Regions from separate parts of the Homo sapiens genome. Here region 1 is linked to region 2. A link is an interaction called in ENCODE POLR2A ChIA-PET data of the cell type or tissue named here. Cell type or tissue: CD4-positive, alpha-beta T cell. All regions are shown on one strand.

Region 1 (4,000 bases), 300 kb before region 2:
TCATTTTTGTAGTTTCTGTGGCTTCAGACCTAGCATACATTAAAGGAAATGACTGCTTTAAATTAGCTTTCCAACTGGATAGTTCTCAAGGGTTAAAACACGAAGACATTATCTTGTAGCTCTAATAGCTGATTAGCATTGCAGCTAACCCGCTACACGTACAGAAAAGACAGAATGGAGCTTCCAAATAATGAAATAATTCACTAAAATGAATAGGAGGGATGACAGAAATCAGACAGATAAACCATCAGTTCTAACAGTACTTCTTTAAAGGATTGGGATTGAGGAGGGGCAGAGATGTGACATCAATGAATCTGTAAGGTTCTAGATCTTAAATTCTATGTAGTGGACATAAAGTTAATTGTTTCATTAATCTAAATTTCTGTAGGCCTGAAATATTTAATAATTTAAAATAGACTCACCGATCGATTACAATTTCTTTCTGCCTTAGAAGTCCTTCTTTTATTTTCAACATTGATTCCCACTTACTGAAATCCTGATAGCCAGGTGAATAACTTTGACGAGATGATCCAGTCAAAACCTGCAGAAACATGTTTACACAATTAGTATACTAAAATATTTAAAGAAAATATTTATATATTATCATATTTTCCCAAAGATTTATATTAAAAAAAAAGAACTCCCTCTTTGATTTTTTAATACTTTCGGAAATCACACTATGAATACAACATAACTTGGACAATTTCAAGGAAGTTCTAAAGGAAATGTATACATCTAATGAAGAATTAATGACAACAGAACGTTTATCCTGGCAAATTATAAAACTATATAAGATCTTGGCCAGGCGCGGTGGCTCACGCCTGTAATCCCAGCACTTTGGGAGGCCGAGGTCAGGAGATCACCACCATCCTGGCTAATACGGTGAAACCCCATCTCTACTAAAAATACAAAAAATTAGCCAGGCGTGGTGGCAGGCGCCTGTAGTCCCAGCTACTCGGGAGGCTGAGGCAGAAGAATGGCGTGAACCCGGGAGGCGGAGCTTGCAGTGAGCCGAGATCACGCCACTGCACTCTAGCCTGGGTGACAGAGCAAGACTCTGTCTAAACAAACAAACAAACAAACAAAACCATATAAGATCTTATTCCCATTACCTTGTGGAAGTGGAAGTGGAAGTTTTCTGGAAATGAGATTAATCATTAAGGGAGTAATACAATGTAGGAATGTGCCATGGCTTAACTAGACAAACATTAGCAGGAGATTTTCCACAAGAAAATAAAAGCAGTATCTGTAGTATTCAGACTTCAAGTTGACATGCATCACATCATCATTTAGTTACATTAGAATTTCAAAATCACAAATATTTTCACTCAGTAGTGAGACAACCAAATGCCTAGGCAGATAAAAAGGGGTCCTTGGAGAATCTCTGACCCACTCCACAAGTGTGCAGATGCTTCTGTGCAGATGAGGAAACCTGCCCAGGGCTCATGTGGGCATGCCCATAGCTGACTGGAGCCCAGCATGCGTTCTGGGGGAAATGGGTGGAGCCATGGGGAATTCCTGCCTTATGCGGGGGAGGAGCCTGCTCTCTTCAGCTCACCTGGTGACCTGGAAATCAATCTGTGAGGTGGAGGACCTGTTAGCAGGGCTCTATCTTGCTTTGATGATTGTTTGTTTGTCTGTTTCTTTTTTCCTTTTCACCCAATAAATTCCTTTCCAATCACCCTTCAAGGTGTCTGCATGCCTAATCCTCCCTGGTCGTGTGACAAGAACCCAATTTTTTTCTACAACAGTAGTAAGTATATCCATAGAAAATGGAAAATATATAACCATCTACTAAGTAGATAATTTGGATGAAATATATCACTTAGAAAAAATTGCTTAGAATGTAAGAAAGGTTTCAGATATTTAAATAAACCAACGGTAGAAACTAACATGGCAGATATCCTTATATTTCTTCCGTTGAAAAAGCAGCAAACATTTAAAAATATTGGTGTTATAGGTTTGACTGTATTCCTTAAAAAGATAAGTTGAAGTCCTAACCTCTTGTAACTTCAGAAAGTGATCTTATTTGGAAATAGGGTCTTTGCAGATGAGTCAAGCTAAGATGAGCTCCTTAAGGTAAGGCCTAATTCAATGTTTGGTGTCCCTAAAGAAAGGGGAAATTTTGGACCTACGTACACAAGGAAGACTATGTGAAGAGACACAGAGACAATGCCATGTGAATATCAAAGTAGAGATTGGAATGACACATCTACAAGACAAGGAAAGCCAAAGACCAAAAGCTAGGAGAGAGGCATGGGACAAATTCTGCTTCACAGTCATCCAAAGGAACCAACTCTGCCAACACCTTGATTTCTAACTTTCAACTTCCAGAACTGTGAGACAATTTCTGGTGTTTAAGCTAGCTCATTTGTGATACTCTGTTATATCATCTCTAGGAACCTAGTATAACTGGTAAATCAAATAGGAACACAGTTCTTTGGCAAGCCAAAAGATGTATAAACACCACAAAGCAACTTCAAGAGAATTCAAATGTGTAGTGATATTTTTATCCTTTACTTTCCAAAAATGCTATTAATAAGACCTTCAAAATAAACCAGTAATTGCATAACATCAACCAGTCACAGATTAACTCTTTGAGATGACTGTCAAGTAATATTAGGATGGGATGTTTCATGCAGGAGACAGGATAGGATGAACAGACTAAGGATAGAGATCAGTTGAAAAGAAGGCACATACTTTTGTCAGATGGGAAGATATTTCAAAAGTGACACATAGTGTTACAGGGGCAGGTTAGACATCTGCCTCTGAATTTCATTCTCTCCCTTGCCTAATATACAATAAGGGCTGATATTCAGCCAGTATGCATCAGTACAGATAATGTTAGCTGTTAGAATACTGAAGTAGTTTCACTGTGGTTGGTAACTAACTGCTGTTTACACCACTGTGCGGACTGTCTCTTTCACTGTCCAGGCCACTCTCCAGAATGCCCCATGATCCAACAAATAACACAGTTACTCCCCAGCACAAGTGACCTTCAGGACCCCGCTCCATCCATAAATAGGCATCCTTTCTGATTAGCTAGTTCTTGTACAAGTCAGTCCCGCAAAATCTTCCCAGTTAAACACTACCTACAATCTTATTTATACTTAATTGGCAGAGCTAACATTCAAACCCAGGCAGCCCAACAAAGGAGCACCTGATCTTAAGGACCACATTATTCCACTGCTTCTACTATTGAGACAGGTTTGCAGCAGAACTGGTTTCACAAGATACAGGTCACAAAGACCTGGCTTATAAAATAGGATGGGGTAAAAAAGCTGGCCAAAACTTGCCAAAACCAAGACAGCCATGAAAGCGACCTCTGGTCATCTTTACTTCTCATTATATGCTAATCATAATACATTAGAATACTAAAGTAAACTCCCACCAGTGCCATAACATAGTTTACAAAGGCCATGGCAAAATCCTTAAGTCACCCTATATGGTCTGAAAGGTGAAGGAGAATTCTGGGAATTCCTTGCCACTTTCCTGGAAAATTCATGAATAATCCACCTCTTGTTTAGCATATGATCAAGAAACAGCCATAAAAATAGCCAACCAGCAACCCTCAGGGCTGCTCTGCCTGTGGCGCAGCCACTGTTTCATTCCTTTACTTTTTCTTTTTTTTTTTTTTTTTTTTTTTTTTAATTGAGACGCAGTCTCACTCTTGTTGCCCAGGCTGGAGTGCGATGGCGCGATAGAGCTCACCGCAACCTCTGCCTCCTGGGTTCAAGCGATTCTCCTGCCTCGCCCTCCTGAGTAGCTGGCTGTAGAACCATGCCCAGCTAATTTTGTATTTTTAGTAGAGACGGAGGTTTCTCCATGTTGGTCAGGCTGGTCTTAAACTCCCAACTTCAGGTGATCTGCCCGATTCGGCTTCCCAAAGTGCTGGGATTACAGGCATGAGCCACCGCGTCCGGCTCTACTTTCTTAACAAACGTGCTTTCCCTGTACTGTCGGCTCGCTGTTTTCCTTCCCGCACAAAGCCAAGAACCCA
Region 2 (4,000 bases):
GGTGGTCTCTCTCAGTCAGGAGGCACAGGGGTCAGGGACCAACCTGAGGAAGCAGTCTGTCCCTTAGCAGAGTGTGCTGCTAGAATCCTCCTAGTTAGGATCAGCTGCTCTCTTCAGAGCTGGCAGGCAGGAAAGTTTTAGTCTGCTGAAGCAACACCCACAGCTTCCCCTTCCCCCAGGTGCTCTGTCCCAGGGAGTTTTATCTGCAAGCCCCTGACTGGGGCTCCTTTCTTTCAGAGATGCCCTGCCCAGTGAAGAGGAATCTAGAGAAGGTATCTGGCCACAGCCAATTCGCCACACTGTGGTGGATTCCACCCAGTCCAAACCTCCTGGCCTCCTTAGCACTGTCAGAGGAAAACCGCCTACTCAAGCCTCAGTAACGGGGGACACTCCTCCCCCTACAAGCTCGATCATCCCAAGTCGACTTCAGAATGGTGTGCTGGCAGCAAGAATTTCAAGCCAGTGGTTCTTGGCTTGCTAGACTCCATGGGAGTGGGACCCACTGAGACCATTCAGCTCCCTGCCATCAGCCCCCTTTCCAGGGGAGTGAATGGTTCTGTCTCGCTGGGGTTCCAGGTGCCACTGGGGTATGAAAAAAAACTCCTGAAGCTAGCTCAGTGTCTGCCCAAATTGCCACCCAGTTTTGTGCTTGAAACCCAGGGCCCTGGTGGTGTAGGCTCATGAGGGAATCTTCTGATCCGTGGATTGCAAAAACCATGGGAAAAGCGTAGTATCCAGGCCAGGTAGCACAGTCCCTCACTGCTTTCCTTGGCTGGGGGAGGGAAGTCCTCCGGGTCCTTGTAAGTCCAGGGTGAGGTGATGCCCCACCCTGCTTCTGCTCACCTTCTGTGGGCTGCACCCACTGCCTAACCAGTAGTCCCAATGCGATGAACTGGGTACCTCAGCTGGAAACGCAGAAATCACCTGCCTTCTGCATTGGTCTTGCTGGGAGCTGCAGACCACAGCTGTTCCTATTTGGCCATCTTGCCAGATCTCATATTTTCATTTCAAATTTCCCTTTGGTCATGAGGGAGGATGACTTCCTAATAAGGATTGTAGTTCCCTAGAAGTAGGTCCTTTAGAAAGCCTTTCCTGACAACCTAGAAATGCCTTTTTCTTATAAAGTACAATATGATCCCTCTTCTACGTGCTTACTTTGAAAAGATATTATACCAGAAAGCAGATGAGTAAGTTATTCTAAAATTCATGTATAATCATAGAAAATATAAGGAAATACCTTATATTTAAATATATTTAAATACATTAAAATGTTAATGGTATATATCTCTGGGAAATAAGACTACATGTGATTTTTTTGTTTTCTAATTAATTCATCACTGCTACTTTTAAAAATACAAAATAAAAACATGCATTACCTTTATAATCAGAAAAAAAGCCCCCAAAATTATTGTAAACATATTGGGTTACATTCATTCACAGTAGGTTTGAAAATATCAATAAGCAAACCCACCTTTTTTTTTTTTTTTTTTTTTTTTTTTTTTTTTTTAGACAGAGTCTCTCTCTGTCACCCAGGCTGGAGTGCAGTGGCACGATCACGGCTCACTGAAACCTCTGCCCCCCGGGGCAAACCCATGTTCATTTTTACTAATTTGAGTTACAACCAAACAAAAAAGCAAATAGCTTTCAAAATTACTACTACCTAGCATACTTTTCAGCATCAAATTGAGGTCAGGGATACTGATAATTGTTAAAGTTCTGCAAAAATCTCCTAAAAGATGAGAATAAGTTAGGGTAGACTAAGCCCTATTATTTTAGTCTTTCTTTTTTTTTCAGATGGAGTTTCACTCAATCTTGGCTCACTGCAACCTCCACCTCTTGGGTTCAGGCAATTCTCCTGCCTCAGCCTCCCGAGTAGCTGGAATTACAGGCGCCCGCCAACACACCCAGCTAATTTTTGTATTTTTAGTAGAGACAGTGTTTCACCATGTTGGCCAGGCTGGTCTTGAACTCCTGACCTCAAGTGATCTGCCCACCTTGGCCTCACAAAGTGCTGGGATTACAGGTGTGAGCCACCGTGCCCCGCCTGCACTCTGTTTTGAGGCACATAGAATGGCCGAGTCAGACTGTCACCAGTATAAAGCATTTTCTGGAAGTAAAGCATGATAAAACTATAAATGGTTTCATTATAATTATCTCCTTAAGGAACAGAGAACTCTTTCCAAAACAGTAAAAACTCATATGCTGGTTGGGTTTTTTCTCACTTGATAAGATTAGCATTAGATTGTGCCTTGGAGGTAATTCACTTTCATTTGCATAGTACCTGGTTTTGTTGCTTTCAGGAGGATCAACACCAGAACATGCCTCTACATTATAAATAAATACCAGTAGAAAAAAACATTTTAAGGTAGAATCCTGTCTTTTAGATTGTCAAATACTCTTTCGTTTTTCCTTTCTTTCCCTCCAGGAGGGTCATTTTAAATTTGGGAAGTCTAATTGCCATCTTTCTAATTCATAACAATGATTCTGGGCCTCACTTTTTCTCCTTTCCCGAATCCAGCATATGTCAGTTTCTGGTAGCTTGGATCAGTCAAAATGAGCAGCCTCTCCAAAAGCAAAGCCAAGCCCAGGAGCGGCTTGAAAAGAATCAGCTACATCAAATCATAAACAACCCAAAGGAATAACTTTGATCTTGGCACCATGTTCTGGATCATAAAATGAGCCAGGAGACCAAAAGAAAGAGGGGCGAATTTTATACAAAGTGCAAGTTTACTGCAGTCTGGCACCTGGCTATTAACAGGATAATGCCCATCCCCGCACTTCCCCAGGAAGGCTGTGCTGAAGTTTCAAAAACTAGAAAGAGAAGGATGCTGTGAGAAGGAAGAATTCTCAAGGATTTTTTTTTAACGTAGTCAACAGTCTCAATGTGGTCCCCAAATTCTTTGCAGCTGTTCCACTTTTTCATGTACTTCATTCACCAGACCCCGGCTTTGAGACCAACACCAGTAAGAGCTGCAGGTCAATTATTAAGCCATTCACACTGATCATGAAGACACCAAAAATGGATAAACTTGCCATTCCTCACTCCTATTTCTCAGGCTTACACGCAAAACCTAGGTTTTTAGAAGTCCACATATTTCGGGAGTATGCGAACATTAATAGTTTGGGCAAAATTTTTTTGGTAGAGTCCACATTCACACTAAGGCATGTGACATGTTTCTTCCCATGTATCCTCCTTGTCTATTATTCACATTTTAATGAGTCATTAGAAAGGTAAGTTTTGAAATGTTGCTTCTGTCATTGCTGAGTTGTTATCTCAGCCAACACAATGTGGAGCAAAGACAAGCTATCCCCACCGAGCCTGCCTGAATGTCTGATACCCAGAAAAGTGAACACTAAAATGCTGGTGGGGGTGGTGTTCGCAGTCACTGAGTTTTGGAGCAGTTGATTATACAGCAGTAGAAAACTGAAACAGTCTCCTATAGATAGTATCTGCCTGTCCTAAGAACTTACTGACCCAACACCTGATAGATAGATTTTTCCACTTAATGCACACTTGCTTTGTTTCACTAAATGCCAAACAAGGATTTTCCATTGTATGCCTTTCTGGGTTTTCATTCCTCACCTTTCAAGTCTTCTAAGCTCTTCACTCAAGAGGCTCTGCAGCTCTAGCTTTTCCAGAATAAGTTCACACTGTCTCTGGTACTGCTCTCCAGGGTTTTCAGGAAAGGAAGTGTGGAGGGCATTCACACCTCCTAGCAGTGCACCTCCCTGAAGGGGTGAGAAAATACCAGGAGAGTCACCAGGCCAGCCTGCATAGCGGTAAGTACACTCTAGGGACCAGCAATCCCCGGGGGCTAAGACCGCCGTTTACACCCCTATACTGGGTATGAAAATCACTTGGGAGGCTTTTTCAACTTTCTATAGTTCACTCCCCCAGTTCTTGGTGGCAATCATTGCTCTAGGAAGCTATACTGTCACTGGTGGGCTATGAACATCTCTCAGGTGTGTTGAGGAAAAAAACGATCGAAGCGCACTACTT

Evidence for each region. Peaks named below come from ENCODE experiments on the same cell type or tissue, not always from the same donor. Only the 100,000 strongest peaks of a DNase experiment are listed, where the experiment ranks them.
Region 1: POLR2A ChIA-PET joins it to region 2 with 6 read pairs; 2 of 35 experiments call an interaction of 5 or more read pairs at or near these places.

The regions. Positions count from the first base shown.
Region 1 is chr6:118,523,380-118,527,379 of GRCh38, forward strand. CEP85L (centrosomal protein 85L) reads right to left here. Exons shown (of 13, transcript NM_001042475.3): 4 at 423-541. Among named protein-coding and RNA genes, the nearest start is that of PLN, 23 kb to the right of the region's middle. In CD4-positive, alpha-beta T cell, no CTCF peak of the experiment used is centred here; a DNase peak (open chromatin) is centred at 1,512.
Region 2 is chr6:118,822,564-118,826,563 of GRCh38, forward strand. MCM9 (minichromosome maintenance 9 homologous recombination repair factor) reads right to left here. Exons shown (of 14, transcript NM_017696.3): 13 at 3,584-3,729. Among named protein-coding and RNA genes, the nearest start is that of ASF1A, 70 kb to the right of the region's middle. In CD4-positive, alpha-beta T cell, no CTCF peak of the experiment used is centred here; no DNase peak of the experiment used is centred here.